Linked DNA regions of Homo sapiens: region 1 is linked to region 2. The links are chromatin loops, found by intact Hi-C in ENCODE. Cell type or tissue: ovary. All regions are shown on one strand. Links, peaks and the distances in the headings refer to the core of each region. The heading gives the core; the rest is flanking DNA. Region 1 overlaps CHST15 (carbohydrate sulfotransferase 15). Region 2 overlaps CHST15 (carbohydrate sulfotransferase 15).

Region 1 (11,307 bases), core at 2,944-5,443, 51 kb before region 2:
GCACTTCTCAGAGGCGACACCAAGCATCCCTGACATCTCCGAGCCTGGCGTGGTTTACAAAGCACCTTCTCGTGATTCACCAGTGACTCTCATGGCAGATGTTTCTACAAGCAAGAAAACTGGGGTGCACTGAGGATTGGCGGGCTACCCCTGGTTATAAAGCCAGGCGCAGGGTGTGGGCCCCTCACTGCAGGGCAATGGCCACTGCACACCGGGGCGGGGCCAGTATGTGACATGTGCTGCCACCCCCTCCTTCAACAGCGTCAACCTCACTAAGCAGCCCAGAACTCCGGGTGAGACAGGTCCCTGAACTGTGGCTGCCCCAGGGTCGTTTCTAAGTGCCCTCCCTGATCCCAGCCCAGCGGGCACACATCTCACCTTAGGATCTCTGCAGATACAGACACAACGGAGCTCTTTTTCCCTATAGTGTTCCTCCTGCTCGGAACCGTCCTTTCCAAACAATCATGTGGGAATACACAGGACTGCCAAGGACTTCACAAACATTTCCCCAAAACATAAACAGTGTTCAGCACTTGGGAGTTTTCAGCTTGGTGGTTTTTCTCCCACCAATAACAAGATGTGGCGCCTCACCAGGCAGTCCCTCCTGAACAGTCTTCAGAGAACCCCTTCACAAAGACCCGAGCTGTCCTTCTGGCCTGGGCGCTGCCAGCTCTCCCTCCCCGCTCTGTGATCGAGGCCAACCCCCTTGACCTCAGGTGGCTCAACAGCTCAGTCCTATTAAAGTGACCTCGTGCCGCTTCCAGGGCCCATATCAAGGTGTGTCAACAGGCAGCTTCTGGGAAGCAAAATGCCTGAACCCACCAGGAATCAATAGGCAGCTTCAATAAAGACACCGCACTACAGTAGTCCTCACAAGGACCCTTGTAATTCTTAATCTTCCAAAATCTTAGAGGAAAGGAAAGAGTGAGAGCTGGAGGGAGAGGTGAGAAAGAGAAATCGATCCGTGGCTATTGCTGCAACCTCTACATCCCCACGGCTTTCTCCTCATTCCGTCTCTTCTCCACAGAGGCGTTCTCCTAATTTCCCTTTGAGATGGTTTAAATCAATAATGAATCCCTCAGTGCTAGGAACAGCCTGCGTTTTAATCCTTGTGCAAATCTGTTCTAGAGAAAACATCGCATGACATTCCCAGTGCCAGGCTCTCTTCTGATTGAGAACACATCCAGGGCTTTCAATCAGTGCTTCTAGGGGCTGGGGGAAGTTGAGCTGTTTGGAGAGGGGCTTCCGGTGCTGCCTGAATAGCAAGAGAGATTCTCAAGTCAAAGTTCCGCTGCGGTTCGAAGGCATGAATCCGGCTCAGCTCCCTTCTGTGTGTGCTGGCTTTTGCCCTAGGGCGGGCATCCTGCTCCCTCTGATGTGGAAGTAGGTGAATGAGGTGCATCCAGGCTTAGGCATCCACAAATACCGGGTCCTTCCTATTTACAGAGCTTTGCAAAACTGGGGAGCCATCCTGCTAATAACTCACAGCCCAGTCCCTCCTGGGAACGAGCCTCAGCTGAAGAGACCACCAGCAGCAACCAAGGTTAAGCCTCCACAGGTGGTCCTGTCCAATGATGGGTGGATGGGAGAAGCCTCACCCAGAGATAGCTCTGAGGGGCTGCCCCAGCTCAGTCATTTACATGAAGCCTGGCCCTACTCCCTCAACTAGACAGAGGCTCCATGAGAGCAAACGGGATGGATTTTCCTCTCCTATGTACAGCTTGCATCTAGCACATCAAGGGTGTTCAATAAATACAGCCAGGCGTCACTTAACAGCAGGGATATATATGTTCTGAGAAATGCATCAGTAGGTGATGTCATTATGTGAATGTCATAGAGTGTTCACAGAAACCCAGATGGCACAGCCCCCTACACACCTAGGTGGCGAGGTACAGCCTACTGCTCCTATGCTGTCAGCCTGTACCGCAGGAATCCTGTGAGCAGTTGTAACATAAGAGTTAGAATTTATGTATTGAAGCATAGAAAAGGCACAATGAAAACACGGGATTATAACTTTACGGGGCCACCATCATATATGGGGTCCACTGTTGACCAAAACTTGGTTATGTGGTTTGCAACTCTGGGGAGTGAGTAAATGAGTGATCAGTTTATTGTTATTATTAGTAATAACTGATACCTAATAATAATAATAGTTACATATTTTCCATTTGTCAAGCACTGTTTAAACACGTTACTACAAATATTAAGTCATTTAACTCTCACTACCCTGGAGGTAGGACTATCTTCCCCCATTTTACCGATGAGAAAATAAGGCACAGAGAGGTTAAGTTTCTTGTCCCAGTTTACAGAGCAGTAAGTGACAGGGCTGGGGTTCCAATGCCTGTGTTCCTGCCACCATGACCCCGGTACACCTCCCAGACACTCAGCGGGTGAAAGCTGTGCACCACCCTGAGGCCCCCTCACACACTCTGCAGACAGAGTGAAACTGATGAAACCAGGATTCCTGCCCAAATGTTCAGCCCTGCTATTCCTCTGTGTCCCCATGAGTGACTGCCTATAACAGAATCCATTTCATTAAAAGCCTGCTTCCTTTCCTAGTTTATCGTCATAACTGAATCATTTGACCAGTCCAACGGGTTGTTTAAAAAATCAGTTTATATAAGCAGATGAAGAAAAGAACTAGCCAGGTTCCAAGACTCCAGGGGTTTGGGTCAAAATCGAGTTTGAATTCTTCGCCAAGCTGAGTTCTCCTTCCCTTTGGACTCATCATCACAGAATGGGAAAATGAACCATTCCTGTGGTGGGTTGTTTCTGGGCATTGCATTAAGACTACACACAGAATCAAACCCCAAACATAGACACGGTAAAATCCTTAACAGATGGTACATGACCCCACTCCAAATGTCCCTTGAATAAAGGAGGAATGCAACTAGGTTGGAGGTGCCAGCACCTTCCACGCATTTTTCACATTTAACGGGGGCTATAACTGCCTCTGAATTAAGAGACAAACACTATCAACTGTCTCACAAATGAAGAGGCAGGAGGCTAATGTGAGATGCATTTGAAAAGAATAGTCTTTACCACTTACGAATGGGATTAAATAAAGAAAAATTCTGCTTGCAATTGGTGGCTTCTTTTTAATTAACTGGGCCAATTTAGCATAGGAATGCATCAAGCTAGTTTTAAATTGTCATGATCTCTTACAGAGAGGAAACTGGAACATGAATTCTTGGCTGGCTTCTTTGGCCATATGAACCATCCCATCCACTTGTTTCCATTATTCCTCTGTTCTCCTCCAGAAAAAAAAAAAAAAAATGGACTTGCCACTTGACTCCTTCTCTGGAAATTTAAAAGTGATTTGACTTTGCTTAAAATTCCAACATTTTCAAACCCTCTACTTTGGATCAATTAGGCTGAATGTGAACCTAAAACTAAAAATAAAAGTGGTATTTCCCCTCTCCAAGCCAATTTATAGAAGGAAAAGAACAACTTGGACCAATCCAACTTGCAGCCAGCAACCCCCAAAATCTCCTGCTTCCAGAAGTGCAAGGTCACAGAACAGGGCTAATGGCCCAGGATCCCGTTAGACTGATGGAACTTGGGCTCAGAGTGTTTGTTTCTTCAAGAGTGACCTAAACACACAGTATTTATCATCCTTTCTGGCTGAGATGGGAAACGCGCCAACCATTTCAGACAGGCCATGGGTCATGGGCTTCGAAAAAGAAGAAATTCCTATTGTTACTTATTTTTATAAATGTTTAAGAAGAAATGAAACAGCTGCTATGTCAGTAACTTACACAGAAAATATGCACATAAACACACTTCCTCTGCCACTAGAGCTGGGATCAAGCTGGAAGCTACTCTCCCGGCTGCAAAGCCCAGGCCCCAGTTTCCTGAGGATCAGGTGCAGAACGGGAGGTGGCTGACTCCTAGGACGGTCCTCAGTGATCCCCGGTTCTTGGTATTCACACCCTGTAGTGTCTTCCCACTGAGTGTGGCTAGACCTCATGACTCACTTCTAACCAACAGAATATGGCAATGACGATGGGATTTCACACTCATGACTAGGTTAGAAAAAATCGTGACTTCTAATCTGCTAGCAGACGCTCTAGCTTGCTGGCTTGGATAAAGCCTGCAGCCATACCGGAGAGGCCCTGTGGTGAGGTATGGAGGGTAGCCTCTCGCCAAAAGCCAGCAAAGATGTGAAGCCCTCATTCCAACAGCTCTTGAGGTGCTGAATTCTGCCCACAACCATGTGCGCTTGGGAGCAGGTCCTTCTGCAGTCAAGCATATTGACGACCCCCAGCCTGATGACAGCTAGGTCACAGCCTCATGAGAGACCTTAAGTAGAGGACCCAGTAAAGCTGCACCCAGGTTCCTGACCCCCAGAAACTGTTTGAAGCTGCTAAGTTTTGGCAAACTTTTTCCGCAGCAGTACTAATTAGTACAGCAGGCAATGCAAGGCCTGGGTCAGCGTCCTAACACACGCTGCTGCCCTGGCATCCTGCCCTTCCCCTCAGCACCAGGACATGAGCCATGACGAAGCCGCCGCCCACTTCTCTGATAAAGCACCAGCTACCAGGGGGTAGGCACTGGGTCGCCACTGTTGTTCACCAGGGCACGTATGCTCAGTGCCCAGCACAGCACCCAGCCTGTGGCAGGGGCTGAATATGTGTTTGAATTGACCAACTATTTCTGTTAGGCTGAGGACCAGGGAGGCAAGAAGCTTTCACATTCAGTTCCTAGGATACATAGAGTATTTGTTATTAAAAGAAGAAAACACGGTGACTACTTGGGGGGACCATGCTGTGAACTGTGAGCCTCCTTCTAGCTGGCAGACTCAGGCTGGGGTAAGAGAGAAGAGTTTGGCAGGTCTTGCTCCTTGCTGAGCCGCTTGCACCTGCACGGTGCTGCTGTCTTCTGTTCCAGCACTCACCTTTGTGGTGTTGGTATCCTCAGAGGTGGGACCAGAACTCCAGGAAGAAAGAAACATACTCAGGGACCCTGGCTCCACCCCTAACAGGGACCCTGGCTTCATCCCCTAACAGGGACCCTGGCTTCATCCCCTAACAGGGACCCTGGCTCCACCCCCTAACAGGGACCCTGGCTTCACCCCTGATAGGTACCCTGGCTCCACCCCTAACAGGGACCCCGGCTCTACCCCCTAACAGGGACCCCGGCTCCACCCCCTAACAGGGACCCCGGCTCCACCCCCTAACAGGGACCCCGGCTCCACCCCCTAACAGGGACGCCGGCTCCACCCCCTAACAGGGACGCCGGCTCCGCCCCTAACGGGGACCCCGGCTCCGCCCCCTAACGGGGACCCTGGTTCTACCCCTAACAGGGACCCTGGCTCTACTCCCTAACAGGGACCCTGGCTCTACCCCTGATAGGTACCCTGGCTTCATCCCCTAACAGGGACCCTGGCTCCACCCCTAACAGGGACCCTGGCTCTACCCCCTAATAGGGACCCTGGCTCTACCCCCTAATAGGGACCCTGGCTCTACCCCCTAACAGGGACCCTGGCTCTACCCCTGATAGGTACCCCGGCTCCACCCCCTAACAGGGACGCCGGCTCCACCCCTAACAGGGACCCCGGCTCCGCCCCCTAACAGGGACCCCGGCTCCGCCCCCTAACGGGGACCCCGGCTCCGCCCCCTAACGGGGACCCTGGTTCCACCCCTAACGGGGACCCTGGCTCTACCCCCTAACAGGGACCCTGGCTTCATCCCCTAACAGGGACCCTGGCTCCACCCCTAACAGGGACCCTGGCTCTACCCCTGATAGGTACCCCGGCTCCACCCACTAACAGGGACCCTGGCTCCACCCCTAACAGGGACCCTGGCTCCACTCCCTAACAGGGACCCTGGCTCCGCCCCCTAACAGAGACCCTGGCTCCACCCCTAATAGGGACCCTGGCTCTACCCCCTAACAGGGACCCTGGTTCCACCCCCTAACAGGGACCCCGGCTCTACCCCTGATAGGTACCCTGGCTTCATCCCCTAACAGGGACCCTGGCTCCGCCCCCTAACAGGGACCCTGGTTCCACCCCTAACAGGGACCCTGGCTTCATCCCCTAACAGGGCCCATGGTTTCATCCCCTAACACGGACCCTGGCTCCAACCCCTAACAGGGACCTTGGCTCCACCCTAAACAGGAGAACATGTGGTGTTTTCCTTTGCACCTGTCCTCCTCTCTGCCTGGAAGGCTTCATCTTAACCCACCTTCCTGCCTTGTTTACACAGCAAACTCTTATTCATCCTTCAAAACCCAGTCTGGCATCAGTCTTCTCCAGGTCAGTTCCTTCTGGATCTCCCCACTCTGGAGCCCCACTCTCCTCACCTCCTACTCTGCAGAACTGCAACCAACCACAGCCATGCCCACGTCCCCACTGGGAGCTCCAGTCTCCCAGGGCCCAGAGCAGGGCTGACACACACCAAACCCAGTCCCGACAGATGGGCCCCCACCTCTCTGTGCCCAGACAGTACACAAGGCTGCTGTGTGCACTCTCGGCCCCTGAGGTTAAGGCGTGGTCTGACCTTTCTCAGAATGAGGAACTAAGCAGCAGCGACAGGAAAACATTTGATGAGCACACCGAGCACTTGCGCCCTTCAGCTGGGGGCCGTGTCGGGGAGGGAGGCAGAGCAGCTATGCAAACACCTCCGGGGGCGGCGAGGGGTCAGCTCGAGGTGACAGTTATGTCACCATGAGAGCTCGGCTAGTGTGCGTCAGCCCTGCTGGATGGAGGGAGACCACTCAGCAGGGCCGATTTCTGCCTCCAAAACACGGGAACCAGCAGGTGGGACATGGCAAGGGACGGCAAGTCAGTGCCTGCCTCAGAACAGAGTGGAAGAAGTCCTGGGCTGGGAGATGCAGAGAGCAGGGAGCGAAACCACACCTGGCACCTGCTAGAAGGCATGGCACCGGGACAGCCACCAAGAGCTCAGGCTCAGAGCGCTGGGGCTGAGGGAGGGCAGATCCAGCCTCTCCCTGACCAGGTCATACTCAGAGCAGCGGGAGCCATGCAGACTCCACAAGAGGGACATCAGCTCAGAAGTGTGACCAGAGCAGACTTTAAAGCATGTTTCTGGGGGGCAACAATGCAAAGTGAAAGAAGCAGGACATAAGACTGTCCTGTCACACCCATGTGCACACACACACACACACACACTTATTTGCATAGAAAAGTCTGGAAGAAAATACACCAAAACATAAATAGTAGTTATCTAGGTGAGAAATTAATAGTTTGAAAACAGTTTTCCAATATATGTTCCAAAATTTCCACAACAAACACGCCTTATTGTTATAATTGGCAAATACGTGGGGCCAGGAAGGTATGCCACCTGAAGAAGGGGTCCCAGGGGTCAGTTTCCCGGGGCTGCCAGGACAAATCACCACGAACTCGTGGTGCGTAATGACAGGACTTTCTTCCCTCAGTGTCCTGGAAGCTGGAGTCTGAAACCCAGGTGTGGGGCAGAGGTGGTTCCTCTGGGATGCCAGGGGAGAATCTGTTCCACTCCTCTCCTGGCTTCTGGTGGCTGCCGGCACTCCTTGGCACCCCTTGGCTGGTGGCAGCATCACTCCAGCCTCGTCAAGAGGCATGCTCCCTGTGTCTTAGGGTGGGTGAGGGTCTACCCTGATCCAGTATGACCTCATTTTAACCGGAGTGCATCTGCAAAGAAAGATCCTATTTCCAAATAAGGTCACAGTCATACACACTGGGGGAGACAACTTCAGCTTATCTTTTTGGGGGGCACAATTCAATCCATAAGAAGATGTAGTTGGCCCAAAGGAAAATAAGACACAAAGGGCTGTGGTCCCTGTCTTTAAATATCGCCAGCCTCTCCTGTTTTGGAAGGATTAGACTTGGTCTGTCTGACTCTATGGAGAAGAAAGAGGACCAATGAGTGGATGTTTCCCCAAAACAGACCTGGTCTCAAAATAGGAACACAGCTGTCCTAAGCTACACTGGCCATCTTGCGCGGAGAATTCCCTGACTCAGAGGGCCTCGGATTAGACAGGTGCCCCCTTAGCTCTGATGTGGAAGTATTGGAGGGAGCACTGGACCAAATAATTTTCAGGTCCTGGCAGCCCTGAGATTCTGCATTCACACAGGCATAAATGATGCAAGCAGTGCCCAGTGCCAGCCAGGCCGCCCCATAGTGGCTGTTCAATATCCCACTACCCTGGCCTCACCCACACTGGGAAACCCTTGATCTTAAAGCAAAGCTGCTCTGCTCAGCATTGTTCTTCCTTTTGGTCTCTCAAGGAAAGCTGGAAACTGTACATTCAACGCAGACAAGGATAAAGGCATCAACCACGTGGAGAGACACAGAATTCTAGGAGTTAAACCACGTGGAGAAGCTTACACCCCTGATTCTAAGGGTGTTTCCCTCGCCTTGACAGTACCAAGGAACCGTCCTGTGCCCCTGGTCAGGCCTGCTGGGGCTGAAGTCACACAGACCAGGATCAGAATGGTTAAGAAAACCATCTGCAACATGTGTCAACTCAGTGGGGACAGCCTCAAGAATAACACTTACGTAAGAAACAGCAGTAACGTTGCAAGTTCCGTTTATTTTTGTTTGTTTTTATTTTATTTTATTTTTTTTTTTGAGATGGAGTCTCACTCTGACACCCAGGCTGGAGTGCAGTTGCACCATCTTGGCCCACTGCAGCCTCCGCCTCCTGGATTCAAGCGATTCTCCTGCCTCAGCCTCCCGAGTAGCTGGGACTATAGGAGTGTGCCACCACATCTGGTAATTTTTGTATTTTTAGTAGAGATGGGGTTTCACCATGTTGGCCAGGCTGGTCTTGAACTCCTGACCTCAGGCGATCCACCCACCCCGGCCTCCCAAAGTGCTGGGATTACAGGCATGAGCCACTGTACCCGACCTGTTTAATTTTTTCTAAAGGAGACAAAATCTTATTTGTCATGAGAGGGGAACACTGTTCTTCAAAAGTTCCTCTTCTCACCCCAAATACAACACACAGAAACTGCTCACCTCTCCACAGGGTCCCTGAGCATGACAATCAGTCTGGCATTTGGCTGAAAGGCGTGGATGAAGTCCTGCGTCAGAAACGGTGGCTCGCCATCCGTGCTGTTGTCGTAGAAGAACGTCCAGGCATTATTATCCCACATCGTGGAGGCACTGGCCTCCCCTGGAAACAGAAAACACTCCAAGTGAGCAGGGGTGTGATTCAGGCTCCCACGGAGTGGCTCTAGGTGCCAGAGGCCACACCTGGCCCCGATGCCTTCCTCTTAAGCAGCGGGAGAGGCCAAGCTGTCAGCCTTTGCGGGCATCTGGGACTCCAAAGAGAGAAGGTTGGATGCCCCCCCCTGCCACAGCCACACCCCACCTCCACCCCAAAAACTTCTGTCTGGAAGTCCAGGCGATCCATGCAACACTGAGTGCCCCCACCCCTGAGCTCCTCTTTCCAAGGGGAGCAAAAATGAAACCTTCCCTAGCACCTGGGCCCCCAGTTTCACAGTATTTAACTTTGCTCACAGTGCACAGCTCTGTGGCATTTTAAGGGCCCACTGAGAATGCAGTCTGTCAGAAAAACACGCCAAAACATAAACAGCAGTTATCTAGGTGGGAAATTATAGGTGGTTTTGAAAATGGTTTTCCTGTATAGTATTCCAATATATGTTCTATACAGTAGATGGTTCTAGTAATAATAGATGGAGTTCTCTCTGAACTGGGGGCCCAAGATGATGAAAGGCCTTGACATTTCTGCCCAGGATCTAACAAAGAGAAAGAGCTGGGGCAGAGCTGAGCCACATTTCAGAGCCGGGAGGAGCCGAGAACTGGTCTAGCAGACCAGGAGCCTGGAGCTGGTACTAGATGATTTCCTTCCAAAGCGTCAGGAGAAAGGAGGAGGGTGGGAACACTAACCCTTATGAGGAATTTGAGTGTGATTTCCTTCCTTGAAGCTGTAACTGTTCATCACAGAGCATACTCTAAGACTAAAAGAGAGAGGGGCTTTGCCACAGGGCTCACACGCCCTGTCTCCTGCGAGGCGACTGCTCTGCACGCAGCTGGCGCCTACTCAGTGCAGCCTGGGTGAACGGGAACTGGGTCCCAGCCAGTTTCACATTTCATCATGGTCCTCACGAGTGAAGGATGTAAATGGCAAACACACGTCCCAGCACAGAGGTGATGCCAAGACACAGGCAGGCATTCCAACAGCACAGACTCTCTCAGAGGATGAAGCCAAATTTCCTGAGGGTTTGAGGAGAGACAGTGTGTGTGCGTGTATGTGTGTGTGTATATGTGTGTGTTTAGGAAAAAGGAAATTCATCAATCAGCTCTACACTTGATTTCCTGACAGTTTGCCAAGGACCACAGGACACATCTGAAAGTTACTTATCTGGGGAGAGACTGAGCCAGATGACTGAGTCTCTTTGGTCAGTGACAAGTGTATCATATCCCTGCAGGCCCCTATCATTTCTGTCGGATGCGTAATCACATCCAGGTGAACAGCTCTGTTCTGGCCTTTTGTTCTTTCTTTTTTTAAAGAGATAATACCCTAGGATACAGAAAAAACGAGTCAATCAGAAGTCCCTTGAAAATTCTACTCACAATGAATAAGAATATAAAGGACAAGTGAACTCTCTAGCTAAATTGGCACAAATTCTGTCAGATCTCAAAAATGAACTGGTTTTAGAGCCATGGAGGCGTTTGTCCATCCACCTGACTGTCTTCCTTCCATCCAGCCACCATCCATCCTTCGTCCATCCAGGAAGCATTAACTTAGTGTCTAATCCGTGCTCAGCATTGTGCTTGGCACCAGGGACAGATCAGGGGAGGAAAGCACGGCCCCTCCTCTCTCGGACCTTAAGACATAAGGGGGACGATGGCAATTCAAGAAACAAAGAGTACCACGATGGGTACCTGGGAGTAGAGGCAGGAGACTTTCAACATGTCTAAAGCTCCGGCCTCAAGTTCAGCCATCACGTTCAGGCCACTTGAATCCTGAACCTCTTGTGTGACTCTAGCTGTCAAAAAGACAGCAGAAGAAAGGTCCTCTCTGACCTAGGGGCCCAAGATGATGAAAGATCCTGCTGTTTCTGCCCCGAATCTAACAAAGAGGAAGCGCTGGGGCAGAGCTGAGTCACATTTCAGAGCTGGAAGGAGTCTAGAACTGACCTGGTCCAACAATCCCACTTTGCAGAGGTGCAGACAGAGTCCAGGAACAGGAAAAATGAACGGCCGCAAGGCACAGAGCTGGCCGCTGGCCCAAGCAGGGCTAGATACTTGTCACACCACAAGACTACCATAGAACTCACCAAACTCTGCTTTAAGTAAATATCAGCACAGTGATTTTATTTTTCATTCTTTTTAA
Region 2 (11,307 bases), core at 5,631-8,130:
GGCAGGCACAGCTCACTACATGGGGATTCTGCCTCTTTATAAAATCAGCTTGTAGATGGTTTAATTAAAATACACCAGAGCATAATTCAATTGGAATTGAGGCTCCCATCAAACCAAACTAGGCTGCAGAAATTCTACCAACCTTAAAAGCACCTACAAGGGGCAAGGTACAAATTTCATTTGGATGTTGCTTGGGTGTTTCTAGCTCTACGGGTAGAATTGTTTTCACCAATAAAACCACCTGCACTCAGAAATGGAAGGGACACGGCAGATCTCACACAAGCCTCTTGCATTGCAGGTAAAGAAACAGAGACTCAGAGAAGTCAGGACAGCCCCAGGGCACACAGCAGTCACTGTGCAGGCCTGAGCCAAGGAGGGAGCCCGGCAAGGTTAAGAACAAGCAGTCTCTGACTTCACACTGCCTATATTCCACGCCCAACTCTACCATCCAGCTGCAGGAATGTGGGCAGGGTGAACTCCTCTGAACTCAGTTCTTACATCTGTAAAATGGGGATGTTAACTGTATCTACCTCAAAGGTTGCTGAGTGTATGAAATGAAATAAAGTAGATAAAACCTAAAGCATACTAAATACTCAATGCAGCCTGGTTTCCATTATCAGAACTCCAGCTCCCCTGGTCTGTCCTATAAACCAAACTACTGTCTAAGGTTCTTTATGTCTCAGAATCTCTCAGATCTGAGGTAGAAGGTCACCTCTGTGCACCCATCAGAGACGATGCACCCATAGAGCGCCATGTGGACCCGTGGAACCTGTGAAATTCATCCTCCAGTATTTGTTGAACTTACGGAAACGAATTTTAACTGATTGTCAATTGGAAGGGATTGAAACATCCTCTAAAAGACAAACAACAATGCTAAAGCTTATGAAATTCTAAAATGCTTCTAAAATGCTGTAGATCCCTAGGTTTAATAAGAAAAATAAGGTCTGCAGCTCAGTTAATGCTATTGTACCAGTGTCAGTTTCCTGGCTTTGATCATGTCTGAGGGTTGCATAAGATGTTCTCCCTGTGGGAAGCTGAGTGAAGGGTACACAGGGAGTCTACTATTTTTGCATCTTCTTGTGAGTCTGAAATTATTTCAAAATAAAAAATTAAAATAAAAGTATGAGGCAGCATATAGGAGTGCCAAGAGATTATGGGGACTCTGAGCAAGCATTCAGCATGTCAATACAGCCACAGCTGCCTGGTGTAGGACTCATGTGACTTGGGAAGAGATGCTGAATGAACAACTGGAATGATTCTAAACCAAACTACTCAGAAAAAAAAATTTCTTTTATCTTTCCATTTATTAAAATGTAGAAAAATTTATGTTTTGTCCACCATTTAAAAATTAGTCAACAACATAAAATGGAGATGTATATTACTGTCACAACTACTGACCAATATTTATTGGGAAAACTTTGCAATGTGACAAAGGATCACTCTTAAGGATGTCTGGGGAGACCAGAAAGAGATTTAAAGTTTATGAAAATAACTGATGACACAATCCGTTGAGGCCCTACTGTGTGTCAGGTTGACCAGCTGGTGTCTTGGGTGTGGTTTCCACAAGAAAGCCTGGCATTAACACGTCATTAACAAGGACGGACTCCATGTGGTATGGAGCAGTCCAGGAGTAGACAAGGTTCAGGGTGTCCTGATGCAGGACCTGGGAGGCCAGAGTGCTGCCCCATGGAGACCACGGTTACCCAGGTTAACAGCAGGACCTGGGATGGAGAGGCAGCCTGGGGCCCACTCCCTCGCAGGTAGGGAGGTGGCTGCAACAAGAGGACAACCAACAGGAGGGCCCTCAAGAAACAGAGGTTCTTACTGACGAGGAGACAGAAACAGCTGGAGGCAGCACCAGGAGGGAGGAAGAACTTCCCCTTGAGGGGGCTCAAATCCTGAGCAAGGGCCAGGTCTCTGTCACAGCCAGGGCCGGAAAGCAATGCTTAAAGAAGAGGCCAAATCAGCAAACAGTTTTCCATGCCTCATCCCCCTCCAAAGGGTTCCCGCTCCAGGACCTAGGCTGCATGGAACTGTCACCAAATTCAAGTTAACGGCCTGTGTTCACCTTTGGGAATTCACAGTCCTATTTCGGTCTTGTTTTTATGAGTGTGGTTTCAGCTGCCCACCCCAAGACGTACCCCCTCAAGCATGTGCTTACATAAAAATAACTCTGCCTCCCCAGCCAAGCCCTTAGTGAGAGGACAGGGATGTTGGGGTTTTGCTTTGTTTTTTGCTAGCCCTGTTTTCTGAAACTCTGCAGCAGCTGCAGGCCAGCGAGCATCGGACAGGTGTTCTTCACCCAGAGACGGGACGGGGAGAAGGCAGAGCTGCAAATGTCAGTGCAGAGGATGCAGAAGAGAAGAAAATCAACCCAGGCGTCCAATAAACCAAGTCTCTTTCTCCCGAGCATAAATGAATCCCATCCCATCAACAGGTTCTCCCCTTGGGGTCCTGGCACTGACTGTTCCCTCCTTCCAAGCATCAGACAGCAGCACCCTCTGAACATTCAAGAATCAACGGAGATGTCACCTTTGTGGAAAGGCCTTTCCCGCACACCAGCTGGTCACTCCAGCACATGGCCCTTATGCCTGTCTATTCTCTGATATTTGCGACCTTGTCTGCTGCCTGTCTCTCTCCATGAGGATATGCCCTCTGTGAGCACTGGGACCCTGTGTGTCTAACTCACTGCTAGATCCCCAGCTCCTAGAACAGCATGGGGTACACAGCAGGGCCTCAATAAAGAGTTCTTTTCACTGGAGGGTGACTCTCAAGAGGATGTGCAGAGCCTGAGTCAGAAGAGTTGAAGACATTGAAGGGCCAGGCTCCCCAATGTTCTTCTTGATCAAAGCTGAAGGATTAGGGCAAGTCACTGACTTCTGCAGGCCTCCGTTTCCCCAGCTATAAACAGACGATCTGAAAGACACTCACCATCCCTGCACTATGGGTCAAAGTTTTCAATTATTCACTATACTCTTGCCTGTTTTCCTTTCACCCATCTGTCTGTCCATCGGCCCAATCATTCTTTCCCATGGACTAGGCCCTGGGGATGCCACGTTGAATAAGACACATTTCCTGTTCTGAAGGAACAGATAACCTTCCAGTGGCAGAGACACAAAGGAAGCAATTCTGCACTGACCAGCTATCTGTCAAAGGAGACTCCTGGGCCTCCAGCCTGGGCCACTGTGGGGATGAGAATGGGGTCCTTCCCCAAGAGAAAAACAGATCTAAAATTCCACCACTGCTACCAAGTGATGAACAATGTGTGTTAGTTACAATCAGGGAATCTGAACATGAAACTCAAAGACAGTCACAAAGTCTCATCACAGATTGAGGACAAATGAGGCTCATTCCTGAGACCACTGTGCTAATTATCTGTCCCTTATCTTTGCCATAGGAGAACTGGAAATTCTCATTAGAAGAATGATTACAATCACTGCTAAGTTCCCTCAGCGTTTCTTAGCTAAAGAGCTTAACGAATCCAGGTCCATGCATGCACACACATGCACGCATGCACACACATGCACGCATGCACACACACACGCGTGCACACACACACAAATGCCCAGCATCCATCCCCGGAGACTTGATGTAACAGCTGATGTAGGACCAAAGTATGTGCATTTCTTTCAATAAGCTCCGTGGGGGTTGCAAAGCGGCACCCCTGATTTATAGCCACAGAGTTTCTGCCAAGTTTACTTCTTATTACAGTTGTAAAGGTGCTTTAGAATATCAGTGATAACAATGAGATAGATATCCATAAGGATTTTAACAGAACTTTCCTAAGCACAGAGAACACTCCAGCCACAAAACACTTTTATCTACCTCATCAGAGCTAAATGGTGCCTGGAAACATAAACGCTGGAAGGACCAGCCTGAGGACACAGCCGCCCTGTGGGACCACACCCCCAGGCCATGCAAGAAACCTGGCCCAGGGAGATCTCCCGGCCTGGTCTCCACATATTTCTTTCAATGCTTTCACCCAGCGTACCCTTGAAAAAACAACTTCCTAATGTATCCTGGAGTCACAATTACAGCCCCTTGCTTATTACGGGCTTGGCCAAATCAGATAAAATTTCATTCTCTGAATTGGTTCCTAATTTAATTATTCCCCGGATAAGCAGCCGGGCCGCCCATCACCGCAGGGGAGAAAGAACTAGAAAGATGCTGGCGCCACAAGGTGCTGTTCTTATTCGGCCGCTGGTGGATGGGGAGATGTTCTGGGCCTCGGACATCAGATGGACATTGGATGGACAGACAGATGGGTGAAAGGAAAACAGGCAAGAGTACATTGGATGACTGAAAACCTTGACCCATAATCACATAAAAGAGGGCAAGCTAACCACCATCTGTTCACCCAACCCACCTTAATCTGCTGCCCCAGGCCAGTCAAGAAGGCAACCTGGGGTTTTAGTAAGAGTTTAGGGAGAACTTTTGGAGTAATTGGATTGTAACTCCAAAAACCGGTATTCAATCCTGTCTCTTTATGTGTGGCCTCTCTGGCCCTCAGCTTCCCCATCTATAAAAAGGGGCTGAACCACGTTCGCCCGAAGGCCTTTCCAGCTCTAAAATTCAGACAATTCAGTATCTCAGCCAGGATCACTGACAGGGGGATCGGGATCCCATCTAAGAACAAAGCCTTTTCTAGGGCCAGGGAAAGAGTGTTGTTTAAAAAATGAATCTTATTATTAGAAGAAAGTGAAAACGTCTCATAAAACATAACCCTAGAAACGGAAACACATGTCCACACCCAAAGAAGCTTGTACACAAACGTTTATGGCCGCCTCATTCATAAGAGCCAAAGGTGGAGACCACCCAAATGTCTATCAATGGACAAATGGATCCATGAAACTGTGGTCTATCCCTGCGATGGAATATTATTCAGCCATGAAAAGGAAGGAAGTGCTGACGCATGCCACAGCATGGATGAACCATGACAGTTACACAGAGTAAAAGAAGCCAGTCACAAAAGACCTCATTCTATGTGATTCTGCTCATACGAAAGTCCACAATAGAGGAATTGGGCTGGACAGAGACAAGAAGTAGATTTGTGGTTGCTCAAGGCTGAAGGGTACATGTAGGGGAATGGGGAGATAAAGGGGTGATAGCTAAGGTGTACAAGATGTCTTTTTGAGATTAAAAAAAGTTCTAAAATTAGCTGTGGTAGTGGTTGCACGTATCTGTCAATATACTAAAAAACATGGAATTGTATACTTTGGGTGAATTTTATGGTGTGTGCATTACATTTCAGTAAAGCTGTTAAAGAAGAATAGATTGAACAGGTTTTTCAAAAGTCTGCTTTATGATTTTTTTTAATAAATCAGTTGAGAACTTTGAAAGATACACATGCATGTCCTTCGGCACTTCTGCGGCTTCCTAAGTGATCCAGCGGGTGACTTCCAGTGAGCACGTCTTCTCACCCTTTCATCAACCAAAAAAACTGCTGACTCAAAAGGGGGCAGGCCTGCATTTTTCTATCGACTTATTTCCATTTTAAGGGCCGAAAGCAAATTTATTTTCCACCACTCAAATGGCAACTGAAGCTTCATCTTCTTTTCAATACATCATTTTTCTTCTCTGAGCCAAATTTTATACAATGCAAAAGATCCCTGGATTTTCTATTGTCGATAGGTGAGCAAATGATTTTTTCTTTTCCTTTTTTTTGCCTGGAAGATGTTTCTGAGGAGGAGCTCACAGTCACCCAGCTCCCACTCTTCTCTTCTGTACATCTCCTCATATCTAATTTCTCATAGAAACTGCTAGCAAGTGGGTATAAATAGCTTTTCAAAGTTAGGACGACACAAAATGTCAGGCTGATACTGTTCTCGTTAGTCGGAGCATGCTTTCTTCCCCCTCATTTATTCCCACTAATAACTTTCTTAGGCAAGTTCAGCGTGTCCTAAAAGCAGCTATTTCCTCTGACTTTCACTATAATGCACTTGGATCACTGACCTGATGCGGCATGGGGACTCGGCCTTTCTGGAACATATTTTCTTTATTAAAAACTGTGACGGATGATGAGAGAGGATCACGCCACCATGGGTCAGGCTGGAGATGACCACAGGCGAGGAAGTGGTAAGCCTCCGCAGTTCAACACGCCCAGAGCTCAGAGGAAGATGGTCCTTCCCAAGGCTCACGGTTTCTAAGCCCACACAATGTTTCAGAGAGGGTGCCTAGGCAGAGAGATGTCAGACACTCTGAGGCTCAGGAGGCTGCACCTTTGCAAGGCAGAGCTAGGGAAGGAAAGACGGAAGGGTCTCTGCTGCCCCAAGGAGTCCAGTCCTGAGGCATCAGTGTTCAGTGGGACGGAGGAGGAGCTGACCCTCCCAAGGGCAGGGGCCACGCGCTGGCTGGGAAGCAAGGACAAAGGAAGCCCTTGGTACCTGCCTCTCGGGGAGTCACAGCTGAGGGCCCAGGACCCTCCTGGCTGTCTTCTCATCTGCCCTTCATCCTGTGATGAGACAAGAGGGAGGTTGCCAGTTGGGGGCCCACCTGCATTCGGTCCTCCCCTGCAGGCCAGCTGACCTCCATGGCCCAACCTTCTCCGTTAGAGCCTTTGGGCCAGAAGGTGACCATTGAAGGCTGCCCAGAGAGCCTTAGGAACAAGCTCCCCCATACCAGGGGCAAATGGCCTGCCCAGCTCCTGCTGCCCATCAAGCCCCCCACTACCGAGAACAGGCCGAGGCCAGACCAGAGATGACATCCCACCCACAGTAAGGGATTAACCAATCATCCAGGTTGTCCTTCATAGAAAAATTAAAGCTAAACAGCCCCCAGGAATCCAGTGGAGGAAGACACCACACAGAGGCCTTCACAGTTCACCTCTGAACCGGACATGAGAACCTCCTGCTCCCTCCACCAGACCACAGAAAGGGCACTAAAACTCCCGAACATCTTCCTAGAGCAACTGCAACTCCAAAGTCAAGCGTCTGGTTACGTGACACAGAGGTCAGCCAGCTGCAGCCAAATCCCCACCTGGATGTCCAGGAAACCAACAACAGAGAAGCCAGGCCCCTGATGATACCCACAAGATCTCGGCCAAAACTCCTCCACCCCACCGCCCTGAGCCGCTGCAGCTACCAGGCAGAACCATCAGAAGTGTGTGGAGAGAAACACAAGCCCTCGGCCCACACTCCCCGGGGCAACCCTGCTTTCTTGTAATCCTGGCGGTTCCTTCCATGCACAAAGCAAACAGGGTTTGGTGTGTACATTTGGAAGACTCTTTACATACACAGGTTCACAAAGCAGAGAAAATTAATCCTCAGTAGACCCATAGTCTGATTTGGGGTTTGGAAATTATAGTCCCTAAAAATACATGCCAGGACATACTTTATATTTTTAATGCAAATATTTACATTCCAAACAAAGGAGCATGGAACTTGAAGCCAAGCTATTTATACCAGCTATAAGAAACACCAGCAGCCTCCACATTTCTCGCCTGAGTAGACGGCTCCGCTTATATTCCTGAAACAACAACCAAATTTCCATAACATTTTCCCCTAAGGCTCTCAAGACACAAAAAACTGTGGTCACTATGTTTTAATAGCCCCAAAACCTAATGCCAGGAAATCCAAGGTTATTCCATTAGACTCTCGACTCCTTGGGAAATTGAGTGACAAGTGTGAGCTCTCCTGTGCCACACTATCAAACTCAGTGTTCACATAAAACCTCCAGGAGAACCTAGCCTTTGGAAGAATCATTTTTAATTGACGCGTTAATGCAGCACATGGCAGTCACTGGCCACTAAGTGAGAGTCCAGCTACATGGATGTACCGTGAGCCCCAGACACCCTCCTCCTGAAGAGAGCCTCATCAGGCTGGGAGAGCAGACTGCACCCAGGAAACTGGAGCCCAGCACAGTGTGGGACAGGGTCAAGGTTGAGAAATACAACAGAGGAAAACTGCAGAAGCTCAGAGGAGGAAGGATCCACACCTGGCTGGGGAAGGGAGGTACGGGGAGCAGATAGCAAGAATGACTGGCAAACGCTTCCTGAAGGCAGTGGGGGTGGGGGGCTCGATGATGAAGTAGGCAAATGTGGGGGCTCCCCCTCTCCAGTGGCCGGGGGACCCAAGTGTAGCCAGGTCCAGGCCCGGCTGGCCAGGCGTCTCGTTGCAAACACAGAACCAGGTCTGGTAAAAGCACAGGCCCTGTGGGGGGCTGGGACCAAGAGAGAGGAGGCAGAGAAGCTTCTCCAGGCCCAGGCTAGGAGTCAACCACTACCTCAGCTCCCTGTGAATTGCGTTCAACTTAGAATGTGACCTTGAGATCCATGGATCACCATTACCTCAATCATGCTCTGCCAACAAGTAGGAAAGAGATGTTCTTGAATTTAAAGCCAGATTATTTCCTACAGCAGACAACAACACCGATTTGACACACTGTGGCCACTTCTACCAAGTACGTACCTAACAGATGCCATTGACCACCCTCCAACCGTGGGCCGGGCACGGAGCCCAGCACATCATATTCCTTGCCACAGGGCGACTGTTCTCCGCCACCCCAGATGTTTCCTTCCATGAGGAGGAAGCTCCCCTGTGTAACTTTCCTGTTGTCTATACGTGGTGGTTTCTACACCATCCCAGGAATATGGAAGGAGGGCGTGGACATGACAGCCCAGCCCTGCCTTTCCCCATGGTAAGGAGGCCCTTCGCCCTGCTGGGAGAGGCTCCTCCAGCTCCGCAGGCAATGGGGTGGGCGGGTCTGCCTGACTGCCCCTGTTCCCCACTTCCTTGCCCACTGGTTCAGCCACATTCTCCAACAACAGCTGCAGTCGGGAACAGCCATCGCATGTGGATTTCCACCTGCCTTCCTCCTCCTCCTCCTCCTCCTCCTCCTCCTCTATCTCTCCATAGGTTTAGACCTCACCCAGAAAAAAGTGATTCCATGTGGGGAGCTCCCCTGAACCCTGAATTGTACTATTTCAAATACTCAAGCCACCCAACCAGGTAGAGATCATTAACCCCATTTTACAGATGGGGAAACCGAGATGCAAGCTAAGCCACTTGTTCAGAGCCACAGTAATGGGACGAAGCAGCACTGCATGAACTTGAACCTGAGTCAGCGTGGATCCCAGGCTCAACCCACTACCTGCCCTGCCCCACCCAGTGCCTATGCGATCTAACACCTGGGCTAAAAGAGCTTCCGTGTCACGGGCGCCAAATATTTGGCTGACAAGAAACGTGAAGGTACAGGTGAACTTACCGCCATCAGCATGAGTGAGCTGCCAGGGGTTACAAAAGGGAACACAGCTGCCCAGACCACTTTCGTGGAAGGGTAAGATAATACATCTTACACCTCTCTCGACCTCTTAGACTCTGAAATGCAGGCTCTGGCCTCCTAGCAAAGGTGCCACGGGCCCAGTCCCTCGGGACAGCTACCTACAGGGACACAGAAAAGCAAAAGCAGGACAGAACCTCCCTGAGATAGATCCAGGGCCACCCTGGGAGGGATGGGATCGCCACTTCTCCTTGTATGCCCTCCCCCTTGCTGGCCACACCACTATCTTTTTGACCACAGGGAGCAAAAGGGTCCGGCAGGGGCGTATTCTGTTTCAAGAGAAAATGCTAAGCCACCGAGTTCCAGCCTATTGTCAGAAAAACATAATTGTGCCTGGCCTGTATCTAATTATTTGCCCATGTTGGGGTATTTTCCAGGCACCTGGGTGCCTGGACTGTCTGTTTCAATATTTTTACCACAAATGCAATTCTGGAAAGTGTCCAAGTTTCCATTATAATGATACCCTCTGCTTTTGAGGATCTGCCAGCCTTACTTTCTTCAGAGATCTAAGAGGCCTGGGCCACGATAAGTTCTAGAAATGTAAAATAGGCATCAGGGAGAGCCTGCCGAAGCCAGGAGCCCCCACCCCCCCGCCCTCCAGGCCCCCTCTGGGCTCTTTTAAGCTGAGAGTGGGGTGAGATGTAACATTCACAAGCGAGCTACACCAGCACAGTTCCACCTAGAGCCACGCGGTCTCCTCTCTCTGGTTAATTGCATCAAATATGGGCACAGCGGAGCTGCTCCACAGCCTGGCTGCAAGGTCAGCTGAAGGGTCTTGAAGGGTAGCTGTTTACCAGTGTTCTCCTCGCACAGATGAGGAGACAGAGTCCAGAGAGTGAAGCCACCACCCTAAGGAAACCTAGCTGGAGCCAAGGCTTGCAGGGGCTCCTGCCTATATCCTTTGAGGTAGAATATACTGGAATCAAATATGGAGACATGCACGGTTAGGAGCTCCGGGGCTGAAGAATATCACCCGAGCCAGTGTTTACTGAGCACTTACTGGATGCCAGGCACTGTGCCAAGCACTGGCAGGTATTAACTCTGAAAAGACACCCGCCCTCAAGCCAGGGGGCGAAGTCTTCCCGGAACACTCCAATCTCAAAGTCGCTACCCCGGGCTCCTGCTGCACTTTGCCAAGCCCCATAAGGTGCCTGTCAACGGCGTTACATAACTCTGACTTGCACGAGCTCCGCCTCGCCCACTGATCTGAGTGCTGTGCTCTGTGCTGAGCGCTGGCTCTCTGCCCCCATGCACCTGGCCCAGGGTTGCAGGGCAGAAACGCTGCAGGTCCTGCTGCAGACAGCCTCCTTTCCTCTCCATCCCTTTGGAAATCAGCGAAGATGAGAAACTGCTTCCCACTTGCCACCTCCCCACAACTTAACCACTTGCTGATTCACGCCGCCTCCTCCTTCTGGAGCCACAGTTGTTCTTCTCCCCTCACCCCCTTATTTCCCTCCTGCCTCTACCGTCATTCCCAATCCCTCCTCCTGCACATCCGGATGGCTGAGAGCTTGGTGTGTGTCATCTCCAACAGCTTCCCAGCCCTTTAAAGGACACAAAGGGATATACCTGTGTGACCTGTCTAGCAGAGGGCCAGCTTCAAACCTATAGGGACGCAGCACGTGATAGGTCTTGCGATGAACTGTCTTCCTCCCCAACTCCCATAGTTACAATTTAAAAAATCTATGTTGGCCCAAATGGACACAAAACCTTTCTCCTTCTTCCTGGACACTCCTAACTAGACACCTAGACTGGACACACTAATTAGATAACTGTTCCATTTATGGTCCATCTCCTGCTGTGGAGACACAGGTCTACACATAAATCATTTTGTCCCAGTGCTTTATTTGAAAGGAGAAACTATCTCAGTAAAGAAATCAGACCCTCATACTGCAGGCCAATGAAGAAATGCCTTGAGCAGTGGAAACACTCAGCCTCCCAACACTTAGCCAGCTAAGTGCAAACATGATCTCCTCATTCACAGCACTGGAACAGAGTGACCCTTTGAAGTAACTTAATCTCATACCTGAG

What was found. Hi-C counts contacts between places; a loop is a spot of excess contacts. Peaks named below come from ENCODE experiments on the same cell type or tissue, not always from the same donor. Only the 100,000 strongest peaks of a DNase experiment are listed, where the experiment ranks them.
Region 1: it touches region 2 in a loop (6-fold over the local background); 21 of 110 quality-filtered maps call a loop at or near these places.

What each region holds. Positions count from the first base shown.
Region 1 is chr10:124,029,552-124,040,858 of GRCh38, forward strand. CHST15 (carbohydrate sulfotransferase 15) reads right to left here. Exons shown (of 8, transcript NM_001270764.2): 5 at 8,964-9,120. Among named protein-coding and RNA genes, the nearest start is that of CHST15, 58 kb to the right of the region's middle. RefSeq lists enhancers at 3,970-4,492, 4,493-5,014 and a silencer at 6,620-6,669. In ovary, for the core only: no CTCF peak of the experiment used is centred there; DNase peaks (open chromatin) are centred at 3,856 and 4,500; H3K27ac peaks cover 2,404 bases.
Region 2 is chr10:124,077,849-124,089,155 of GRCh38, forward strand. The region is part of intron 1 of CHST15 (carbohydrate sulfotransferase 15); the gene reads right to left. Among named protein-coding and RNA genes, the nearest start is that of CHST15, 10 kb to the right of the region's middle. In ovary, for the core only: no CTCF peak of the experiment used is centred there; no DNase peak of the experiment used is centred there; H3K27ac peaks cover 788 bases.